Regions from separate parts of the Mus musculus genome. Here region 1 is linked to region 2. The links are chromatin contacts, found by Hi-C or POLR2A ChIA-PET in ENCODE. All regions are on one chromosome and are shown on one strand. Each heading gives the region's core, a stretch centred on a gene start or an enhancer-like site at or near the end of the contact. The rest is flanking DNA. Distances are from core to core; before and after follow the strand shown. Region 1 holds the start of Dgkq (diacylglycerol kinase, theta). Region 2 holds the start of Dr1 (down-regulator of transcription 1).

Region 1 (6,058 bases), core at 905-3,404, 390 kb after region 2:
AGTGAAACAAACTTGGAGATGTACAAGAGGGGACAGAAAGCTGTGTGACATATCAGAGGCAGGGCAGGACAAGGGAGTGAGGGGCCTGGGCTGGGCTCCACAGGTGGGATACTGATGAGAGGCTGTAGAAATGAAGGGACATGGCTACTAAGTCAGCCTGAGAAGCCAGAGCCTATCCAGAGGGCCCCAGCTGCTGCTTCCCTCCTGCTGAGACCCCAGACACCTCATTCTTAGAAAGAGACAAAAGTTTTCCATGGGATGCTCTGCTTGAAGGATGCTAGGAGAAAAGCGGATGACTAAGTAATGACCTAACAGGAATCTTCCCAGGCTCTCAATTTTCTCCACCTCAAAAGGTCTTGCCAGCTGCCTTCCCTGTAGGCTGAGACCGTCTTATGTTCCTGCAGGTGGAAGGCTCCTGCCCATACCCTTGTGAGGACAGCTACAACAACGCTGCTTAGAAGGGGCTCTGCACCCTCTTCTGGGTAACAGAACCTTGGGCTGCTATACATGAGGAGTTTGCTTAGGTTTCCTGATTCCACAGACCTAGGCTCAGGGGTCAAATCTGTGAGGGGTTCCTTGGATTCAAATCCTACTTTCATTATCTCTCAGTTCTGCAGAGATCCTAGGTCTAGCCTCCTATCTGTGGGTTTGCCTCCACTACCTTTACCTTCCCAGAATAGACTTAGACTTCAAACTATGCCTTCTATGACTTTCAGCCATAAAGTGAGTCAGAGGACCATCCTGCCTAGGCCACCTTTGTACGGCCTGGGGCATAGCTTCAGATATGCAGCTAAGTCAGTGTATACCTCACAGCCTCCATCTCAGTGGGACTCTGATATTTTAAGAGGGCAGATAGGACAGAGAAAAACAGGTGACCACTCCTATGTCACTACTAGCCCTGAGATCCCATGACAACCTTGCCATCCTCACTAGCAGAAGACACGCCTCTGTGAGGAGCTATGGCCTCAGTGATCCTGCCCAGAGCACACTAGTGTTCCCCAAATAGGGCAGGTTCATTGCTCCCACCTTCGGACCCTGGTCAGGTGACACTGTCAAAGGCCCAGATGTCCCCCACAGATTTGGGTCTCAGCTTCTTGTGAAGCTGCCTCTTCACAAGAGTAAGAATAAAAAGAGGGGCAGTCATGGAATTACCTGGAGAGCTGAGAAAGAGGTGCCATCCTCTGTCCTGCCCAGCCGGCTTGGCAGCTGGGTGGGAGCTGTGCTGGGACATGCCACAACTGTAAAGAAGGCTGGGCCTAGCTCTCCAAGCAGTTGAGCCTGAACAGAGCAGCATTAAATCCCTCTGTGCATCAGCATGCACTCGGGACAAGAATGCCCAGGACCCACAGCCAGCCACTCCTGCTGCCCCAGTCACTGACACGGGTCACTAGTGGGAGCCCCATTGCCCCAAGTCTCAGTCTTACCTTCATATCTCTATGCCCAGGCCCAACAACTGCCTCAGCACACACCTTGCCTCTTACAGCGCCTTTGCATTACAACAACAGCACTGCACTATGGCGACTCGGTCTCCACCTCCCACTAGGAAATCCTGAGATCTCAGGTCAAGAGAGGCCAGACCCAGGGTACCCCTCCTTCCTGACCTTAAAAGCAGGGTGTCACCTCCATAGGAAAGTCCTACTCAAACCAGAGTCTGTCTCTGTGCCCACCCACTGCCAAGAGGGACAGGTCTCAAAGGTCAGGGCAGTGTCCCGGGAAGGAGGGCATCGGCTCCTGGGAGCGGCCTTAGGACGCGGGGTGGACTCTCACCATCGCACAGGAAGCCAGCCAGTCCCCAGATGAAGTCCGAGCAGAGGTGGCAGAAGGTAGGCTTGGTGAGTGTCACCTTGCGAAAGCTGTGGCCAGGTGCTGCGGAGCCAATAGCTCTGCTAGTCCGCTCCGGCCCTGACCCCGGGCGTGTGCGGCCCGAGATGCCCAGCACTGGACTGCCGGCCGGGCTGCCAAGACGTGGGGAACCACTGCCCGGCCAGGTCCGGGCACCGGGCTCGGCTGCCGCCGCCATCCACAACCCGAGCGCCCCAGCTCCAAGCGCACGATAAAGCCAGGTCCGCGGTGTAGAGAGGGCCCTCGGCAGAGCCCGCTCCCGGCTTCCGACTGCGCTACCTAACGCGCAGGCTCACGTGGGCGGGGCCAGACTGGAGAGGGCCTCCTGAGGGGCGGTGCCGTCCTGCCAAAGGCGGGGCCTCTGGACTAGACAGAGGGGCATGGTGGCCCAAGAGGATTTGTTCTGACCTCCAGCGCCAGATTCTCCACACAGGATACTAGATATATGAGGCCTTTGCTCGTATAAGCATAGGAGAAGCTATATGGAAACATTCAGTGGGACTTCCACAAGCTCCTTTAACCCCTAATTCTACGCGCGCGCGCGCGCGCGCACACACACACACACACACACCCTCACACACACCATGGCAAAACTTTCTCCCACTGTGTTCCCAGGTCTTTGAGTACCTGCATGCAAGGGAAGGCCATCCACAGTAACCATAGCTTTGTGTTGTCCAGACAATGCCTATGACTTTGGACCTAGGAGTCATTCTGCCTCTATTGTCAGCAGCCCTCAAGGGCCCTGCTTCTATAGGCCGACTCTGTTTTGGAGTTGGGGAAACACTACTGGAATGGTGATCCAAAAAGTTCCTGGCCTCTAGCCTATTCCCAGTAGCCACAGAGTGCATCAAGGGAAGGAAACAGCGACGAGAGAGCTCTGTGTGTATGAGGACATCCTGGTCTATCTAGTGAGTTCTAGGATAACTGAGGCTATGTAGAGAGGCTCTGTCTTTTAAAAAAATATATATTTATTTTATTTTATCAGTATGATTGATTTGCTTACATTTTGTCTGTGCCTGGTGTCAGAGGAGGTCAGAATAGAAAACTGGATTTCCTGGAACTGGAGTTACAGATGTTTTTGAGCTGCCATGAAGGTACTAGAAATAGATCTAGGGTCTTCTACAAAAAAACAAATGCTCTTAATCTCTGAGCCATCTCTTCAGTTTCCTTAGTAGTCTTCTTAACAAGTCCTGGAAGTTTCTAGTACAATCTAAACTAGGTCTAGAATGTTTTTTGTCTCTGAGACTTACTGTCAAATAAGCTCACCCTTTCTTATGCTTCATGAACTCTTGCTGGCTGCTCAACTCTGCTGATCTGGCTCAAATTCCTCTCCAAGCTGACTGATTCAGTATGGCTTCTCTCTCGGCCTCTGACTTTTTGCCCTGCTTGACCTCAAACTAACTCCAGCAATCTATTCTACTCTTCTAACTCCTTCTCATTCTCTGGCTCATTCTGTCTTTACCTATGCCTAAATTGTTCTCTCTGTAAAACTCTCCCAGTAAAATTGTTTGCTTGCTTGCTTGCTCTTCCCCTCTTCCTCTCTTCCTCTCCCCTCTCTCCTGCTCTCTCTTAAATAGCTTTCCTTTCCTCTCTCTTCTTGTGAGATGTGGGCAGTCCTATTCTGTCAAATCATTCTCTGATTTACCACTTTGCCATTTAATCAGACATCATTTTCAAACATGGGTGCTTCCTTCTATAAACTAACTTTACCTTCATTGTTTGGAATTAAAGATGTGTGCTAAGGGCTAAGCCACATCATAACTAAAAAAAGATTTGTTCAGTAAATAACACAGTCTCAGGGTTTACAGTTTGATTAAATATCTTGCAATACTTCCCCTCTTATCACTAATAAGGAAATAACAGCTCAACTGTAGAATAAGCTACTTTTGGGTTTCGCTCTGTTACAAAAGATCCAGATTTGATTCCCAATCACTCCTCCATCATCTCCTCCTCCTCCTCCTCCTCCTCCTCCTCCTCCTCCTCCTCCTCCTCCTCCTCCTCCTTCTTCTTCCTGGAACTCACTTTGTAGACCAGGCTGGCCTCGAACTCAGAAATCCTCCTGCCTCTGCCTCCCAAGTGCTGGGATTAAAGGTGCGCCACCACCTCCCAACAGCTTAAAACCTTCTATAACTCCAGTTTCAAGATTATCTTCTGGCCTTTATGGCCACCAGGCACACACATGGAAAGTGATTCTTTAGCTTCTTAGTGAGTGATGCCATTGTGAACCTGTGGTTTTTCTAGGGTTCCTCTGTTCCTCTTCGCTAGTCTTTTTGCAGACTATATCTAGTGTGGTGTATGCCCGTAACAGCTCAGGGTGCTAAGAAACTGACCTTCTCCCAGATGCTAAGGCACATGGTCTTTTTCAGCTTTCCCAACTCTTGGCCATTGGCCCAGCATCCACTTTCACGTCCTGGCAGGTTCTAGTCAGGTAGCCTGCAGCCATGCAGACAGCTGTCTGGAAGGATGTACAAGCTACACTTCCTTAGGAAAGAGGCCTGACATGCCAAGCAGGCTCTGGTAATCCTAGTTTTGGTTGGAACAGAGCAGGGCTGTGTGTCCTAAGCCTTGACTGGGGTTCCTAAGGGATAAGTGGTTAGGGCAGGAACTATAGAATTGATGGCCTGCACGACTCACTGGGGCTCCATGGTAGGCTCTGCTGTCCGCCTCCTTGGGGCTCTAGAACAAGAATGCCCATTTTATGTGAGTCTGGGCTCTGAAGTGGTTGGTCTTCATATCAGAGATACTCCATTTTCTGTCTGGAATTAGCCAATTTGGGCATGGTAGGAGTATATATTTCTAGGATCAAAGCCTCAAATCTAGCACATAGAAAGTGAGAAAATATAGATAATATAAGCAAGATATATAGAAAGTAGAGATTGCCCATCTGTAGTGGCTATTCTTGGTTGTCAACTTGACAATATTTGGAATGAACTACAATCCGGAATTGGAAGGCTCACCAGTGACCCTTATCTGGAGGCTTGGAGATCCTTATCTGGATCTTGGTTTGAAGATCTTGAGCCATAGTGGCTATGGATTCCAGAAGATTGAATCTCCGAGTTTAAGGAACACACCTTTAATCTGGGCTACGCCTTTCATCTGGGATTAAAGGTGTGGTGGGACACACCTTTAATCTGGGCTACACCTTCTGCTGGAGACAATATAAGGACATTGGAAGAAGGGAGTCTAGCTCTTGCTCTTGCTCCTTTGCCTGCTTGCTGTGTGAGACTGAGTAACTGCTAAATCCTTGGACTTCCATTCACAGCTGTGACTGAACAATTGTTGGGAATTGGGCTGCCGACCATCTAATAAAGGTATAAACTAAACATTTTTTTGGGGGGGAGAGCACTCGAGATTCTGTATGACAGAATATGAGCAGGGAAGGTGGTATAGGACAGAGCCCACTGGAAAGGACCAGCTGTTGTAATCTTTTTGTATACCGTGTAAAGGTTGTCTTTGTATATTCAAATATTGATTTCTGTACCAGCAGAGAGCTGAGCACTAGCCAACTTTGGGACTTTGGTATTGTTTTTTTTTTTTTTTTAAGATTCTATGTATTTATTCTATGTATATGAGTACACTGTTGCTGTCTTCAGACACAGCAGAAGAGGGCATTGGATCCCATTACAGATGACTGTGAGCCACCATGTGGTTGCTGGGAATTAAACTCACGACCTTTGGAAGAGCAGTAAGTGCTCTTAACTGCTGAGCCATCTCTCCAGCCCCTGGTATTGTTATTTTTAAGGCTCATCAGCAGTATCATATTTTGTAAACATTCTTCCTCCCTAGCCTTTTGATTGGCTTAATAAAGATATGACAGCCAATAGCTAAAACGGGAATTGAGGGAGAAACTTCCAGGCTGAGAGAGGGTCTCTGGGAGAATAATCTGGAGAAGGGGGGTTGTGGCAGTGTGGCATGGAGGAGGTCCTAAGTATCAGTACGGGGGGTGGGGCATAAGTGGCCATGTGGTAGACATGGACTATAATAAATGGATTAATTAAATTAGAGCTACCAGGGCATAGTCTTGCTATAATGCCTAAGCTTTAAAAAATAATAAGTCTCTGTGTTTTTATTCAAATGCTGGTAAGTCTAAGAAAGCTCAGCAGTACCAGCAAGGCAGGCAGGCTGCTTACCTCAGGCTTAAGATGACAAAAAGTGAGTTGAGTGCTGTAGTTCCAGCTGTCAGGGCTCCATACTCCAACCTCACATATTAAAAATG
Region 2 (5,991 bases), core at 2,202-4,701:
TGAGAATGATTGAGCAAGACAGATCTACTAGTATAGCAGAATGTTGTTAGGAGTAATTTTGTTGCTATATTCCTTTAGCAGAATATTTGGTCCCTGGACTACCTAGTCTCAGATTCTTGGCTACCCAAGTAGCATTAGGTATGGGTTCCATCTCCTGGTCTGGGCCTTAACTCAAATCAGATATTAGTTGGTTACTCCCACAAACTTTGTGCCTGTATGGCACTAACATATCTTGCAAATCAAGTCATATTTGTAGACTGAAGTGTTTGTAGCTGGGTTGGTGTTTACCTTTCTCCTCTGGTAGCATGCCGAGTCCCTTCCAGTACCATGAACACTGATCAGTTGGGGTGAAGGCGCTAGGTAGATACTAGATTGACTTCTCCATGTTCAGTGAGTTGTTTAGGTGTTGTCTTCAGCAACAGGACTTTGCCATTAGTTTGTAGAAAGTCTTGGCAATAGCCAGGCTGACTTTGAGTGCTGGAACTAATTACATGTGTAAGATAGATTACAATGTGTTCCACTTCACTGTGTGTACTTGATAATGAATTTGGACACCCAATTCTTCTGCTTCTTCCTTCAAAATACTAAGATTATAGACATGTGTCATCATGCCTAGCTGCAAATGCTTTAAAATTTTAAATCTCTCTCTCTTTCTCTCTCTCTCTCTTTGTGTGAGAGAGAGTATGTGTGTGTGTGAGTGAGTGAGTGTGTGTGTGTGTGCGTGTGTGTGTGTGTGTGTGTCTGTACCTGTGTTTGCTATAACACACAAATTAAGATCAGAGGACAACTCTGGGAATCAGTTCTCTTCTTCCACTATGGATTGATCACAGTGCCAGGCTTTCTGGCCCTGCAAATGGTTCTGCAAAACAGCAGAACTGAATTAGACTCAAGGTTCAAATCATTTAAAACATGTAACAACACATTTTAAATTTATCATTTATGAAGGGATTATCACCTCAAGTTGTTATTTTTTTAAAAAACTTAGTTACAAAGTTGACACTTGGAAGTGTAACAGTGACAACTGAATTGATTAGAAACAGTTTCCAAATTCTAGGCCTCTTTTTTGTTGTTGTTGCTGTTTGATATTGTTCAAGACAAGATTTTGCTGTGGCCCAGGTTGGTTTCCACTCACACTGTAGCCCAACGTGGCTTTAAATTGGGGGATGGGGTGGGGAAGTGTCTGTGTGTGTGTTTCAGCCTCCAGAGAGCTGGGATTATAGGTATACAGTAACACATACAGTAACTTCCAGATTTTTTATTTCTTTGTTTTTATATTTGTTTCTTTGAGACAGGGTTTCTCTGGTAGTCTTGTCTACACTGGAAATCACCCTGAACCAGGCTGGCTTTGAACTTTTAAACCCATAGAGATCTACCTGCCTCTGCCTCCCAAGTGCTAGGATTAAAGGCCTGTACCATCATGCTGGGCCTTACCTTTAAAAATATGTTTTCAATTGCTCTGCTGTTGCTTTTCCACTGAACGTGTGTCTTCAGGTTTTTACAGCTTTTCACTGCCCTTGCCTCTCTCTCAAGCTGTTTTGCCATTTGCTTCTTTAGTCTTTACCACTACATGAAAAGCCTTCCTTCCCCATTCTGCCCCATTAGCTTCTTGTTGACACATATCATTTCTTTTTGACCTTTTAACAAAGTGATATCACCTCTTTCATTTATGTCCTTACAGTTTGCAGCTGTACTATGCTGTCCAGAGTCCATCTTTGAGTTATCAATCCTCTTTCCTTATCTTCCCCAATGCAGGCATTGCAGCTGGGTGCCACCATTTCTGACTCCTACTAGTTTGATTTTCCAGAAATATTTCTCTGTACCATTTTCCCATGTGACTTCATTTACAATAGTCCTTTAAATGTGTAAAGTCTTTACTGACATTTTCCTTTATGTTTTTATACTTCTTTTTCATCTTTAAAATCTTGTGAACTTTTAAAGTTAAAAATACTGTACTTCAAACCTGGAGTTGAACTCATTTGCAGTGGCCAAGACCTTTAATCCCAGCACTTGGGAGGCAGAGGCAGGCAAGTCTCTCTGAGTTTGAGGCCAGCCTGGTTTATAGAGTTCCGGGACAGCCAGGGGTACACAGAGAAACCATGTCTCAAAAAGCAAAAATAAAATAAAATAAAATAAAATAAAGAAAAGCTGGGGTTGCAGGTATAAACAATTTAGACAGTGGCTTGGGAGAACTCAGAAGCACTCTGTAGACATGACTCCCATATGAGAAAGTTTGCTTATAATATAGTAATAGCACAAAATGGCAGGCTAACCAGGTAACAGTTACCTAGGACTTAACATTCCATCTAGATTTTAATATTTTATCTAGGTCTTTATACATCTGAACCAAAATTTACTTATTTTGAAGAAGAAACTTGTTCTTTATAATCAAAGATTGAACTTACTAGCACTGATATAATGAAGAATATTTAGTTCCCAGCAAGCATTTTGGAGAAAATGTTGAATGAAAAAATTAACTCAAGGCTGGTGTTCTAGCTCAGTGCTGAAGCTGCATCTAGTAAGGTGGGTAGGAGGGGATGGTTGACAATGATAGTCTCCTGGAAACCAGACATCTTAAAGCATTGCCACAGTCCAGCTGCCAGTCTATCAACAAAGAACACGATGAACTAAACTGTGCACGTAGATTTAACTGGCTTAGTCCTTTCAAAAGTTACAACTTTCCACTATTAATTAATGTGACAGTATGTGAGGATTTGCGTGTGTTGAGACAGGTTTTTTCTGTATTGCCCTGGCTGTCCTGGAACTTGATTTGCCTGCCTGAGTGTCGTGTCCTAAGTGCTGGGATTAAAGGCGTGAGCCACTGTCGCCCAGCTGAGCTTATCTTAAAAAAAAAAAAAAGTGATTTCTGTGATGAACGTGGCACTAGTTATTAGTAATCACTTGGAACGAAGCAGATATCGGACTCTCATAAGATAAACCTTTTTTTTTTCTTGTCTTCCTTTCAAAAGCAAGTATGCAGAGGGCCATAGCTCATGGTATGCCAAACATTTTCATTACTTTAGATCAGACTACCAGTTTCCTGACTTAGCCACTTGTGGTACCGAGGACAGCCACTTCTTTGAAGGCTTCATTTCTTTCTCACAAATGAGAACAGGGAGCTCTGATCTGAATGCTGTGAAGTAGTTGTAAAGGCCTGTCCTCCCCACTCTGCTCTTTTCACTCCGCGCCCTAATCCCGACAGCTAAGGAGATAGGAAAAGGAAGTTCTTTAGTAAGGACCAGGGCTCCCCTGCCACGTGGCCCTCCGCGGGCCCTTCTGCCCGCAGAGCAAGCGAGCTCCAGGGCCCGACGGAGGAGACGCCGGGTCGCCGTGCGTGGGGGAGCGGCAGGCGGAAGCTGCGGGCTGCCAAGCCCCGCGGCTCCCGCCCGTCCGGGAGGGGGTAGGGGCGGGGCGTGCACACGGAAATCCATCGAGGAGGGCGGGTGGGACCTGGGGAGTTCGACTTCCGGTGGCGCAAAGCGTGCCGGGATCAGCTTGCGGCAAACCTCCTTCCCCGGCCCGTAGAGAGACCACCGTTAGCGCCGCTCCTGCTCGCACAGCCTGCTCTCGGCCACACGCTTGGCCGCTGCGGCTCCCGCAGTGTTCGGCCCGGTCCACTTGGTTTCCCAGGCAGCCGGCGTGCGCTCAGCTGCGGCTTCGGCAGACATGTTGTGAGGCGGCGGCGCGGGTGCCTGAAGGATGGTTTGGCCGAGGCGGCTGCAACCGCTGCTGGTGGCGGCGTCCTCGGGGGCTCCGGCTCTGTAGAGCTGACCCTGCTCAGTGTCCGCCCGGGACCGCGGCCGGGCGGGTATTCCTCTGTCTTGCGTGCGCTCCCGTGCCGTTTAGGTTCGGTTAGACGACAGCGCCAGTCCGTTTGAGGCGACACGCAGGGTGGTTCTCCAGCCCTGGGAGTGGTGTCCCTAGAACCCTCAGCCCCCTGACCTTTCCTTCATATTCCCACTAAAATCTCTCACACAGTGGGTGTTCCCTGCCCTCCAGCCCTCCTTCCTGGTTTCTGCACTCTCTTCTCTGAGCTTCCCGGACCCCAACATCCCTCTCCAGGGACAGCCTGTTGAGAAATCTTCGTGGAGTGGTGGACCAGAGGCGAGGAGTTTAAAAGTTGGGGCTTGAAAGACAGGAAGATACGATGGCTTCCTCGTCTGGCAACGACGATGATCTCACTATCCCCAGAGCTGCTATAAATAAGATGATCAAAGAGACTCTTCCTAATGTCCGGGTGGCCAACGATGCCCGAGAGCTGGTAGTGAACTGCTGCACGGAATTCATTCACCTTATATCTTCTGAAGCCAACGAGATTTGTAACAAGTCAGAAAAGAAGACAATTTCACCAGAGCATGTTATACAAGGTAAGCGATTTGTGTGGGATTTGGTTTCGATGAAGGATCAGGGGAACAGTCAAGCTAATAGAGTAACCACTTGGCGTCACAGAGCCTTCATTCCACTTCACTAGTAAGCACAGTTAATGAAAAGTCAAAACGGCATAGAGACAGCTTGTACCTTAAGAAAACACCTATGTAGCATTCTTCTGACATTGTTTTCATCCGGCTAGTGCAAATAAGGAGTGCAGACATTAGGGTCAACAGACATCCGCAACCCCTCACTAGTACAGTTTCCAATCAGGTCTTAAAACAACAAGAATTGACTGCCCACAGCTAAACGTGGATAATAACAACTGAGAAAGGAAACTCAAAGTTCTCTCTTGGAAAGTTAAATTTTAGAACTTCGAGCATGAGTTGAGTCAGAGAGTACCTCTCCCTCACCTGTATCGAGGAAAAGATTCATTTTTGAACACAGGGGTAGGAAAAACCCTTGGGCTGGTGACGGAGGTCAGTGGTGTATCATCTAGCAATCTTGCACAAGGGTCCTAGCATTGAGTTAAAAAAAAATATTGACATGAGTGTGTTAAGTGTTGTAAAGTTAATTGCTTTTCAAAAAGGAAGTATATTTTTGCTTTAAAATCGCTAAGAAGGTGGAACAGTCATCACCAGGTAACCAAAGCGAGCACCACATTTTTTTCTTTTTGACTCCCTCCAACTATTGATTGTTCTTTGAAGATTATTTGTAAAAGATGACTGGGGCAGGGCGGGAACGACAGTCCTGGGGCTTGAACGTAGGGCCTGACACACGCTAGTCAGCATTCTGTTGCCGGTCCTTCTCGCCTGCTGGTCCCCTTTGGATGTGTTTATACATTTATCTTTTATTGAAAAGCACATCTAAAAGTTTCGACAGTTTCTTCCTTATGCTGGAAAAGACTAGGAGACTTTGATGGTTACAGGAAAAGGAGACAAAAGTGCTCTTGGCAAATTTTGGGAAGTACTTTCTGTGGTTTTTCATGAACTCTTAGGAGAAGGTTGCATTCAGTTTGAGACAGTCACTTCTGTTTTATAATAATCTATTGGAAATGCGAACAATTTCTTGATTACTTTTATTTAAAGTTAAAAGGAACAAATTTAATCATACTCGGCAGGTAGTTCTCTACCATTGCCTTTTTATAAAGTTAAGTGTTAAATAATTTTACTTTCTTGTTAATGTCAAATAGAGAGCACATGTATTCGTATGGAGCATATCCATTTTACACCGTCAATATTGACAAGAAGATCAATTGATTAATTTTGAGCCTTTATCCTCTGCTGATGGTAGATTAAAAATACATCCTGCTGTGATGAGGGTGTCTCTCAAGGCTGAGTACTTAGCATGGCAGAAGTCAATCCCAGTAGGTAGTGGAGCCATGATGGTGTGTGTGTGTGTATGTATATAAATAGTCATATTATATACACATATACTCTGCCATTTCAGTACATAGTAGATAACTAAGAAAAAAAAGCAATTTTTTTTTTTAGGGTTAGGAAAGGCAAGATGATAATAGGATCCTACTGTGTTGCCTAGCCTGGCCTTAAACTTAAGAGTCTCTTCCTGCAGTATCTTGAATACTGGGATTATGGACATATAACCACCGTTCCCTGTTGCTTATTT

Evidence for each region. Hi-C counts contacts between places; a loop is a spot of excess contacts on that map. ChIA-PET counts read pairs that join two places held with the same protein, here RNA polymerase II (POLR2A).
Region 1: a map of heart shows a loop between it and region 2 (2.7-fold over the local background). The contact joins the promoter of Dgkq here to the promoter of Dr1 in region 2. A Hi-C loop is called at or near these places in 2 of 37 maps with a recorded cell type or tissue (both heart). POLR2A ChIA-PET finds 5 or more read pairs at or near these places in 1 of 5 experiments (Patski).

The regions. Positions count from the first base shown.
Region 1 is chr5:108,658,676-108,664,733 of GRCm38, forward strand. It overlaps Dgkq (diacylglycerol kinase, theta), which reads right to left and starts at 2,155. Exons shown (of 23, transcript NM_199011.2): 1 at 1,768-2,155. The coding sequence starts at 2,020. Idua (iduronidase, alpha-L) reads left to right here and starts at 1,656. Exons shown (of 15, transcript NM_008325.4): 1 at 1,656-1,823.
Region 2 is chr5:108,265,446-108,271,436 of GRCm38, forward strand. It overlaps Dr1 (down-regulator of transcription 1), which reads left to right and starts at 3,452. Exons shown (of 3, transcript NM_026106.4): 1 at 3,452-4,364. The coding sequence starts at 4,145.